2 separate regions of the Homo sapiens genome follow, and region 2 is linked to region 1. Evidence: chromatin contacts called from ENCODE Hi-C or POLR2A ChIA-PET data. All regions are on one chromosome and are shown on one strand. Each heading gives the region's core, a stretch centred on a gene start or an enhancer-like site at or near the end of the contact. The rest is flanking DNA. Distances are from core to core; before and after follow the strand shown.

The links. A loop is a pair of places that touch in the nucleus more often than their neighbours do. ChIA-PET counts read pairs that join two places held with the same protein, here RNA polymerase II (POLR2A). Pooled maps may share reads with other maps.
Region 2: a pooled map shows a loop between it and region 1 (2.0-fold over the local background). The contact joins two enhancer-like sites. A Hi-C loop is called at or near these places in 3 of 168 maps with a recorded cell type or tissue (CD8-positive, alpha-beta T cell, aorta and mesothelial cell of epicardium) and 1 of 50 pooled maps. POLR2A ChIA-PET finds 5 or more read pairs at or near these places in 3 of 52 experiments (BJ, IMR-90 and activated T-cell).

Annotation. Positions count from the first base shown.
Region 1 is chr1:198,100,968-198,106,910 of GRCh38, reverse strand. No RefSeq gene overlaps it. Among named protein-coding and RNA genes, the nearest start is that of NEK7, 53 kb to the left of the region's middle. Within about 2 kb of position 4,255, at least 2 of the 41 ENCODE cell types and tissues checked have a DNase peak (open chromatin) inside an H3K27ac peak, as active enhancers do.
Region 2 is chr1:198,256,784-198,262,929 of GRCh38, reverse strand. NEK7 (NIMA related kinase 7) reads right to left here. Exons shown (of 10, transcript NM_133494.3): 4 at 293-355. Among named protein-coding and RNA genes, the nearest start is that of NEK7, 100 kb to the right of the region's middle. Within about 2 kb of position 4,274, at least 2 of the 41 ENCODE cell types and tissues checked have a DNase peak (open chromatin) inside an H3K27ac peak, as active enhancers do.

The DNA.
Region 1 (5,943 bases), core at 3,006-5,505:
CTGTTGAGCATGGGAACAATTCAATCCTGGTCTACTTTATGACAAGGATGACCCTTCCTTCTGTTTCCAATACTTTATTCCTCATTTTTCTCAGAGATTTCATCAGAATAAACTTTACAGTCCATACTTCTACGAACATTCTAATCATGACCACTTAAATACTCTCCAAGAACTTTTAGACTTTCCCTACAGCCCTCCTATTTTCTGAGCCCTTTCCAGAATTGCCCTTATAGCTCTGCTCATAGCAATACAGGCTCTTTTTAGCCTCCAAACTCTTCCCATCTCTGCTCATCACACAATTCTAAAGTCATTTCCACATTTTCAGGTATTTATTATAGCAACAGCCCCACTTCTTTCTACCAGTTTTCTGTCTTAGTCCATTTGTGCTGCTATAACAGAGTATGTGAGACAGGATAATTTATAATGACTAAAAAGTTATTGGGCAAATGTGTCACATGGGCAAGAGAGTGGGGGAGAGGGTCAAACTCATCTTTTTGTAAGGACTGACAGCCAAAATGAGTGTTTGGGGCATAACTCTCAAATCTGAGATTTATTGAGCCAGCCTGAGGGTATGCCCAGGAAAACTGCATGTCACAGAAGCATCTGTGGCAGTTTTTTCCCAAGAAGTTCTTAGGAGGCTTAGTATCTATACATTTTCCTTAAAAAGGGCTGTAGGGGTCAGCAGTGAGATAAATGATTACATACTTGTAAGACTTTAGTTAGTGCCCAGTAAATCTACATTTTACATAAGATAAGGTGAACATTTGAGGGAAAAAGGGAATAGAGGAAGCAGATGTCTCAGGGAGGTGTGAAGGAATGATTAATGTCTTTGTTCTGTACCTGGGAAGATAAACTAGTAGTTTTTTGAGAGCACCAAATCCTAACCACTACACTACCAGGGAGCATCAACTGGTAGCTTTTGAAATGGCTGGTTTCTGCTTAGCCTTTAGGGAAGAAAATCTAATGACCGTAAGCAAGGGAGGGAGTCTAATGAAACCTGCCAGATTTCCCATCCTGAATTGCCATGAATTCAACTTCCAAGGTTTCTTTGGGGTTCCCTTGGCCAAAAGGGGATCAATTCCATCAGTTAGGGGACTTAGAATTTTATTTTTATCTCTCAGAATCCACTTCCATGATAATAGCATTAATCCACTTAGGAGGGCAGTGCGCCCATAACCCCAACACCTCTCATTAGGCCCCACATCCCAATGCGGCTGCATTGGGGATCAAGTTTCCAACACATTAACTTTGGGGACACGATCAAACTACAGCACCACTCAAATTGTATCTTGTATTGTATGTCAATTTGTTTTAAAATTGTAGTGGGCCCAGGAATTAAAAGGAAAAGTGTGGCTTATTGAAACTACAAACAGAAGTGCCCCCTAATGGAAATGAAGACCAAAGCCTGTGTAGAATGAGTGATATCTAAGATTCACAGGGAGCAGCTTGCTGCTGGGGTCTTTTGTGCAGTGTGTGTCACACTCTCAGACTTGGAATTCCAAGCTGACCGGGTGACTGGCTGACCAAAAAGAGCTCACAGAAGCCTCCATCAAATCACAGCCAGTAATGATGATGGTCCCAGAATACCCAAGGAGAGACAAAGTCAAAAGAGCTACAATCTAAAAATAATTCCACTGCATTCCCATCTCTAATATCATCTCTATCTTTGAAGAGGAAGAACAAGGAGAAAAAAGGGAGGAGCTGAGAGTTTGATGAGAGGAAAAAAGGGAAAAAAAGAGAATGCCATAAGAAATGACTGTTTGGTGCATTATTATTTTTTATTTATTTTTACTCCCTTTGAGATTTTATAAAGAGAAAAAATATATATACCAAACACTGTTTACTTACATAATAAATATAACCTTCTAAACTATACAGACAAGTCAGTAGTTTCCCAAGTCATCAAGTGGGTCACCTGCTTACAAGGAACTGAATATGCTAAGTAGGACTCCATCCTCATCTGAGGGTAATAACACAAATATCAAACATTTGTGTGGTATTGTACAGTTTACAGGGGTCTTTTCTCAAAATCTGTGTACCCTGAGCTAGAACTAGAGTTTAATACTTTAATTTCTGACCTGGTAACCTCATCGAAGTCCCTTCCTTTTTCTCGTATTTCCCAACTATAAAATGGGAAGTATTTTCACACTACATAAATACATAGTTGAGGACTACTATAAAAATATGTTAGTTCATGTGTTCTGTTTTGAGATTATATAATAAAATAATAATATTAAATGTAATATAGTATTTTGGAACTTCTTCAAGGTTTTCTTTTAATAATTATATCCTTAAATTTTAACATTTTTCTTTTCATTACGCAAAAAGAAATTAATTTTCCTACCCTTAATGAATAATTTCTAAGCAGATTCTAACTGAAAGAGAAAAGAGTTAATCTTTGCTGTGTTCCTTAGTGATTATGTGTGATCTTATGCTTCAGACTTTAACAATCAAATCTATTTTTTGCATACAGTGGTGAAAATATGAAATATCTTAGGTTTTGCCCAATATACTATACAGTGCAGTATGAGCATGAAAAGTGAAAAGAGTGAAAAGAGACTACATTTTGGAAGTCAAACAGAAATGGTTTGAATTTCACCTTTATGATTTATTAGCAAATTAGTTTACCTCTTTGTGTTTTAATTTCTGCATTAGTACAATAGATAAAATAATTACTTCCAATAATTTTTTTGAAGCTTAAATGAGATAAGGTGTTTTGTAAATGGCTGAAAAATTAGTTATTCTATAAATATTAGGTCTTCTCCTCTTACCTTCCCTTTAATTAGGCTTCATTGCATGTCATTATCACAAGTAGGGATGGTTCCATAAGAATTTTACAGAAGGATAAAATGAAGTACAATAATCAAAGTCTCTTGGAACCCCATAGCCAGAAACAAAGAGTAGCTTGTTTTAAAGAATTCTGCCTATTTCTGACTTGAAATCCATTAAGAATGCCTGAGACAACTGGTTTTCTAAGATAGTTTAGCAGGATCAAACTTGTTCTTATAAACCTTGGCACCAGGCTTGGACTTCTGGTTGATAATGGGAAACTAATTATAATTGATCAGGGGGTGTATGCTGTTGGGTTCCTCAATGTTATCACATCTGGCTTAGCCTATCCAGGCTACTCCAGTTTGTGAGAAATGGGAGAACCAGGCCTAGAACCCAGGTCCTCTAACTCCAAGCTCCGTATTGACACTTCTGTGATTGCATTTTTGTTAAGAGTTTTTCACATTTGTTTATGCCATTTATGCCATTCTCAAGAAACCAAGGTTAGTCTTGTCTTCTCTCCCATGAAAAGTTTAATCTCAATTTCTCACAACATGATGACAGCACTTAGAAATTCTCCATATTCACCTGCCAGTATACACAGGACCCTTGTACCTACCTATAAAATGTTTCCATGTGGTGGCCAGATAAAACCAGAAGTAACTGATGTGGCACAAGAATAAAAGCCTCCAGACTATAGCTAGGAGAGAAAAATTGTTTCTAGTTTTGTGTCTGTCTCTATCTCTCTGGTGCTGGCTGGTTATTTAACTACTTAGGATCTCTGCTTTTTTTACATCGTACAGGTTGTTATCATCTAAAAGATAAAATTTACAGCTCACATACCAATGCCATAGACTTTTGGTTGCCAAGTGGCATTGCATTAAAATACTTGAAACAAGAACTCTTAACTAGATGCGGAATGGTCAAACACAAGATTTTAATAGAAAAGCCAACGCGAATTCAGCAAGAGATATTCAAGTAAGGAAGTTATCTTAGATGATCACAAAGGTTTCTTCCAGTCTGGGAGTCTTTGTTCTGGTAAAATGAAGTCAGCACTGATACAGCTGCCTTGATGTGTCCTCACGTAGCAATCCCACCCCAACTCTCCATGTCCAATGCCACAGAGTGTATAATGCAAACCTTCAGGATTCAGTTTGATTCAGACGATATGCATAGACAAAGCCATATCCTCAGCAGCAGAATTTGAAACTTAAGACTGTCTAATGGATTTTATCACTAATGAGTAGAGCCCATGGTTTTGAAGCACTGAATGCAGTTTTTAAATCTTTCCAGTGGAAGTGTTTGCATGCCTGACTTAGCTGAAATGCATAGCAGGCATTTTCTTTGCATCTCTGTTTTACTATCTATTTCCTTGCCACACTTAGTATTTTAAACTGCCCTCCTACTTCCTGGCATTACTGAGCTTGAGTTGATTGAAGGTTATAGCAAAGTTAACAGTTTGGAAATGTGGTTAACAGTGTGGTGTGACTGCCTTCGGTTGAAGTGTTAAAATTGCCTATAAATCAGAAAGAAAAAGAGAAGATGGAGCATTTGCCCAAAGCCCAAAGCAGAATTTCATCAACATGAATAATTCTCAGGGCTTAGGAGGCTGTTAAACCTTTCCTTTCACATATTTTTAAGCTCCTTTGAGATCACTCACTGAATTCACAGATGCTTATAATATCTTGATGAGTCAAGCAATGTTCAATTTTAGAATCAAATTGCAAGTCCCCTCTAGCTCAAAAAATGTTTAATTTTATTATCTTTGCTAACAAGTCTGGCACACGATTTTAAGACCATAATGTGAAACTGCGTCAGACGAATGGTTGAACTAGTGGCTTATGACCTAAGTCTCAAAAATTTGGAAATGTACTAAATCTAATTACCCAAATAATATATTAATAAATTTTCATTTAAACTTTTATTTAAACAAACACTTATTGAGTCACTACTCATGCCTGGGAGACTGCAAATATGTGGTCTCTGTACTCTGCTCAGAGTCAGATGGTGAAGTCTCAAATAGGCTTCAATTATATGCTGTTAGTTTGGTTTAGTTTAAAATTGTCATATCATAAAATCCCTTGTTTCATTTTTTATAGAATAGTGCCACTGTTCTTAAACCCTAGAATCCTAGGTACTACAGCCATATGATGTATTTAGGATTACTTCAATGTGGTGAGTAAGGAAACCCAATGCTTCTCTGTGGTTCTGCTTCTTATCACCTCCTCTGAAGATGAAGAATCAGGAACAACCTCCCCCACAGCCCCACTCAAGTGTAGAAAGAGACCTGTAGCTACCTTTGTAGTGCAGGGGACCACTATGCAGATGGGTCGAACACTTTTGACAAGGAAAAGGAAGGACTGTCACTTGCCTTGCATAGTCCAGAGCCACTTAGATAATTATCTTAGGAAAGATGTCAAGGAGTTTCTCTAAAATAATGTCTTACAACTAGAAAGGATATGGTGTGAAGACTTGTCTTACGGTGATACAGAATCCTTCGTTACATTGACATGAGCTTGAATTGTAGGTAATGTGATTTTCAAATGGATAAGTTTAGGATCCTTTTGGTTTCTTGAAGTTTTGCAGAGACTATTTGAGCAGTAGCTATACCTAGTACCCATTTGGCTGTTTTTTAAAATGATACTTTTTTTTTAGCCCTTTACAGAGCTTTGAAAAAACAAAGTGAGGTGGAAAAGTATGAAAGAAGAATATAATAGAAAGGTAGCAAGTGATCTTGAAATGACAGAATCACATCTTTATTTGAACTACTCTTAGATTCCTTGGTATGGTTTAGAGCTGAATAAGTTGGGAGAATCCAGTACAAATGAAACCTGGGGTGGAAGGGGATCTGAAGCCCAGTCAAATGCTGTGAGGAGCCTAAAAATTTTTTCTTTTAATCAGATTCTGACCCCATTTCAGCAGCCCTGGTTATGTCTCTGAGATTAGCCTTTCATGCCATAGATATAGAGAAAACATGTCAGAATTTTCTAGCATAATTATAACCAAATCTCCAGCCTCTGTTGGTCCCTACAAGGCTGCCGCAGGGTTAGCTAAACACTTCCTGTCATAAAGGGTCACTATTTGTCAACCTTGTAGTCAGAGGAAAATATAAAAACATCACAATCCATTCCTTTCCCTAATATCTCACAAACTAAATACTGGCCCATATAACTT
Region 2 (6,146 bases), core at 3,025-5,524, 160 kb before region 1:
TTGGGGTGGTCAAGAAAAAAAAATTCTTCAATGTTTTATGCCCATTTTATCTATTTCCTACTTTGAAATGAGAAAAAAAAGCTGGTCCTACAAATGTTCTGATTATGTTATTTAACAATAAATCCAAAAAATAACTACATTCTTCAGTATACTGAAATTTAACCTTATATAATATTACTTGAAATCAGTGTAGCATAAGTCTTAAAAACCTTTTTGTGTTTAAGTGTGATATTTTAGTAAATCACTTTTATCACCATGTTATGTTCAAAAGAGTCAACAGTTCATTAATTACCTTAAGAAGATCTATTTCTTTGATGCAATCAGCACGTGCTTTGGCATCCATTAAATCAAATATCTAAAAACAGAACCCAGAATTACTTAATAAAATAATAACCTATGGTTCAAGCTATTGTGTAAATTCATTTTAATACTCTACATGTAATTATTTGTACACTAAGGAATTTTCTTTCTGATTAGCTTTTCTTTATTAAGGAGTTCTGTAGGTATCTTATGTTACCAACATTGCTTACATTTTCAGCAGTCAGTATTTAAAAAATGGATAAAGAGAACAGGTAGATACCCCTTAACACTCAGGTCTTAAGTTCCAATGAACAAAATTAAAGTTGTGATTATTAAGATGATAAAGTAATAGCTAATATATGTTGAGCAATTAATATATGCTAAATGTACTGCACAACCTTATGAGGATGATAATAGTAGTATTCCCATTTTACAGATGAAGAAGAGAAGCTTTAGAAAGCTAAGGAGAATGACAAAAGGTCACACAGCTAATCAACAGAGCAAGCAGAATTCATTCTCAGAGTTATCCATCTAGAACCCAAGCACTGAACCATTAATCTGTTCCATCAAATCATGTCTAAAAGGTCTGATGCATGCATTCTTGACAAGGGTGATATCATTCCAAGGGGGTGAAAATTGGTTCTTTGTGGAGAAGGGTAACAAAATTTTACTCTATTAAGTATAAAGTATAGATACACATACAGTACTACACATAAACAGATATACTGTATTTGTGGAATTAAAATTTCATGGGTAGAGGTAATTAGGAAGAAATGTCTAAACAGGCAGCTTGGGGGGAGGATAATGAAGAAAAGGTTGAAAAATATTAACCTACTGTTAAAAACATAAAAATAAAAAATACAATCAAAAAGATATTTCATGTGTCTCTGAAAACACAAATCTCTCAAGGTTCTAAGTGTGTGGAAAATAACATTTAAAAAAGCAATATCTTAGAGACTGCAAAAAAAATCTAAGTCAGTACTGCAAGCTGATTAAAACCCTAGTTACATAACAAATAAAAAAATTAATGACATTTTTAGTAATCAGCTTGATCAAGTCTTCCTGATTCAGCCAGCTAACATTCCAGGAAAAGAAGGTACAATGTCAAAGGAGTGGCAGAATCCAAGTCTTTTTAATTAAAGAAGTAGTTATTAGACACTACCAGAGAGGGCTGGCCTCTTTACACATGATGCTTTAAACTTCATTGCAATCTTATAAGACAGGTAGTATTGGCCACAATAACAAGATGAGGATTGAGGCTCAAAAAGATTAAATAATATGCTTATGATCATAAAACTAGTAAAGGACAGAATCAGGACTTGAAGCCAGGTTGTTCTAGCTCCATAGTCAGTGTTTTCTCAATGAGCCAGGCTGTCACAAAGTCTAATGCATACACAACTAGCTAATAAGTATTAAAATATATGTGTGTACAAAGTGTAGTATTAGAAACCTAAGGAAGAAATTCCTTCCATGTAGGGTGGCGGGTACCATTAGAGGTGAACCTTGAAAGAATTATAGGATTCTGCCAGTCAGAAACAAAAGATATCTACTGCATAAAAGTAAATATGGAATAAGGGTGTAAAATTACAGCTTATAAGAGGCAACTTTTTCTAGATATCATTCTTAATATCCAAAGATACACAAAGTTCTAATTTGTCTTAATTTAAAAAACCATATGAAGATATTAGATAAGATTATAAAGCAAAAATAAAATCCATAAACTCACTGCCTTAAAGAATTTTAGCTTTGGCTCAGTCCCTTCTATTTCTTGTACAAACGCATGTGCTTTTTGCATAGTGAAAATAGCAGTATATAAAATGATATATATGCTTTTTCACTAACATTATTTTGGTTCTACTACTTCTAATGAAAACTTCAAGTATCAAATTTACGTTCTGCAACTTTTAATGTAAAATATTGAGCACTGCAGTTTAAGATTTGAAAAAATATAAAGCCTTACCTTACTTGATGGTTTACAAAAAGAGACAGACTAGATTACATCAAAGTTTCTCCCACTTAATCAAATAACAGAAGAAGAAATATGTATGCCGGTACATATATTAAAGAGAGTTAACTTCTCTTTTTTCCATTAGCAGTAATTCTAACCATGTCAGCCACAGTAAACTCATGTTAACTACCATGATTTCAGAATGGAACAGAATGCAACACGATGAAACAACAGCAAGGAAAGGAAAAGGGGTTAAAAAAAAAAAAGGAAAGGACTATGAGTGGCAAATCACTATCACAAAGTTCACATAAACTATCTAGTAAGATATGTTTTAGCTAACATTAAGCTGTTGTATACATTAAGCTTTGACAAAATGAGCTAGATATAAATGGACACCAATAGCAGGGGTTAAAAAAATTACCAGTATTAAAGAACAAACCATATGACACTATTTATGGAAGGAAGGAAAAACCTTGCAGAAATTTTCTCCAAGAGCATCATAGTTTTAACTCTACACACAAATTATTAATATGAATAACCTGATCCTGAGTACAGACAAGCTTAAACTGTTAATGCCCACCCTTTCTACATATAAAAATCCATGCTGAATGCCATCTTACTATCAGATTTTATTACAGATACAAATAAGAAAACCATCTTGCAGTCCTTTAAGATGCACAGTGTCAGATGCAGAATGCAGACTGCAACACAGAAAATTAACACGCAACTTGTAAGTGCTACTTGTTCAAAGTGATGTAAGAACCTTAATGGGGGTGAGCATGGCTGGCTGGAAGGGCTCTCAATAACTGATTTATATAAGCAGGAATGCGTAATGCCCTTCAGGAAAATATATATGTGTGTGTGTGTGTGAGTGTGTGTGTAAAATCGAAAGTTCTTGAACTGAAGGAATAAGCTTTACATTTAGCAATTTCACATAGAAATGCCATTCATTCCCCCAAAGGGATTATTATATCAACATGTTAAACAATAAAACAAACACTAATGGAAACAGAAAAATTTGAACTTGATATTAGTTATAGGTATGAAACACACACACACAGACTACTTGCACTTTAAATCAAAATGGCATGAGAAATAACTGATTCTTGACACATCATAAATGCTGATGCCATTCTCAGGAAATGCTATTTACAAGGAATTTGAGATAAATCAAAGATATACTGGAAAGCACAAAATTGTAAGTATATCAGATCTTGATGTAATTCCTGGTATTTTTGTTTGTTTGTTTTAGGAGGCAGAGAAAGAATAATGCCCATATAGTACCAGTAATTAAAATGAAGAAAATCACAAACTTGGAGACATATATGTATTTAATCTCTCAGTAATCAATGTCTCTATGATGTGGAACAACATTTTTAAAAACAAAAGAGGGTGAGTGAGATAAGAATGAATAATAGATGTATAAGAGTTTTAGGAAACCATAACAAGATACAACATATCAAGATAGAAACATGCTACATAGAAAATCTTTAATTCAAGTTATAAAAATTAATTTAGAATTACAAATTGACTTTTATTTTTAACTGAATTTTCAATAATATCAAAAGTCACTCCTCAAACACAGGGAGAAATAAGCATTGATGGCACATCTAAAGCAAAACTAAATTCTGAGCAAAATACATTTACAAATACATTTAACTGGAAATTCAGAAGTATCTTATCTTTCTTTTTCTCTCAGCCAACAAGTCAAGACAAAAATAAATAATAATGAATATTTAGATTACATCATTCCCAAACACAGATTCAAAGCTGTCCGATGATTTCATGAGCAAGAAAAAGCAGTATGTCTTGGGTGAAAATATGGACTTTGTAAGAATATCTTGCATATAATATGTACAAACAAGTCTTTAGGAGGCATCATTTTCATTCAGCTCCACCAAAGTTTCTTCAGGTTTTTAAACTCATTTTATACTTGGTAAGAGCAAGGGATGAGCTGTGGTTAGGCAAGTAATGACTGATAAATTCTTGGTATTCTCTGAATCATTTTAAAGGTTTTCTTTTGTCATCTTAAAATTTTGCCAAAATTACTCATAGCTAATGAAACTGAAAAGGTTAACACTAGATTTCTTTAAAAGGAAATGAAATCCTTCTAGTAACTTAACAGAAATATCCCCTTAAAAAGGCATATGTCAAATTGTTAGAAGAAAGACCATTTAAAATGCAGAAAACAAAGTACTTAAAAATATATACTAAGCAAGTTTTTGTTGTTGTTGTTTTTCTTTTTTGAGAGAGTCTTGCTTTGTCTCCAGGCTGGAGTGCAGTGGCGTGATCTTGGCTCACTGTAACCTCCACCTCCCGGGTTCAAGCGATTCTCCTGCCTCAGCCTCCCAGGTAGCTGGGACTACAGGCGTGTGCCACCACACCCAGCTAATTTTTGTATTTTTAGTAGAGACAGGGTTTCACCATGTTGGCCAGGATGGTCTTGATCTCTTGACTTCGTCATCTGCCCGCCTCAGCCTCCCAAAATGCTGGGATTACAGGCGTTGAGTCACCGTGCCCGGCTCTACAGCTGGAACCTTCCTGTCACTACCCTTCAGATGACTGACTCCTTATCCTCCACCTACGCTTAAATTTCACATCCTCGGAGAGGCCTTTGCTGCACACTCTATCTAAAATGCTCTCCTCCTCTAGTTTGTCTCTAATACCACAGCATGGTCATTTCCTTTTTGGCTATAATTATTTGATTTATTTTTTGCTATAATTATTTGATTTATTGTCTATTTTCCACACAAAAATGTTGGATTTAATTATTGTGTCCCACTATTGTGTCCCTATTGTCAAGTACAGTGTCTGCCATATAGTAGTTTAACCCCAAAATGTTAAACAATCCATAAAACTGGAAATTTTCTGTTTCTTATCTGCTTAGAAATGCTTAAGATTGCAAGTACAAGTAATTAAAATTAAAAAGCTTTAATTTTAAAGATAAAAGCCTATTCCACCTTGACAAGTAAAAACTAACATTAATTTACCAAATTGTTCTGTATCTTTTAAATGTCATTTATGAATTATTCTTACAAATGCTTAGTTTTCATTTATTCAAATAACAATTGGAAATCTGAAAGGAAGTCTATAGAGATTAAATGAAGTTCATAAAAGCTGCAAGATAAATTTATTAATCACAATGAACACTGAAAAAGAGATTGAAGGCAGAGCCACAGAGGTTACGAATATATTAAAATCAGCCTATGTATTATGGAAGTGCTATCATTGTCCACAAATTTCTGATCATATATAATCCTAATTTCTAATTATATGCAAACATGCAGAATCTAAACTTAAGATGATAAAAAGTAACTTATTAATAGAAATTAAAAAGTTATTTGCTTGAAAAATACTTTAAAGCAACTAACAAACATAAGTAAATAAAAGGTAAGCATTCAATATCAAAGAATACTTTGGGGAAGACTTTTTGAGATCACCTGAATCAAAAGGTAAATCTGAACAATATTATCACTTTATGTTTATTTGTATAAATACATAAAGTATTATTTTAGCTTTTCTTCCTAAAAAAAACTCACTGACAATGGCTGCCACACAGTAAAATAGTGTTATCTAGAAATATAGTTAAGAGTAAGCAAAGCGAAATTAAGCATTAATGAACAAAGGATCAAAATACCTCACGTATTATTTAAAAATGAGAGTACAATGGTCAAAGAACTAAGAAACAGTGAGACCCAAAATTCACACTACTGTAACACTATGTCAGACTGATGAAATAAAAACCAACTTCATTCCTATAGCTCTAATCAATGAGCAAAATATAATAAAATAGAGATTGCATATACCAGATCAAAATAAGTTTTTGATAATCTTCCAACATAAAGAACGTAAGTTTTGAGACCCAGCTCACGAACTCTGTGAAGCCTCTTTCCTAAGC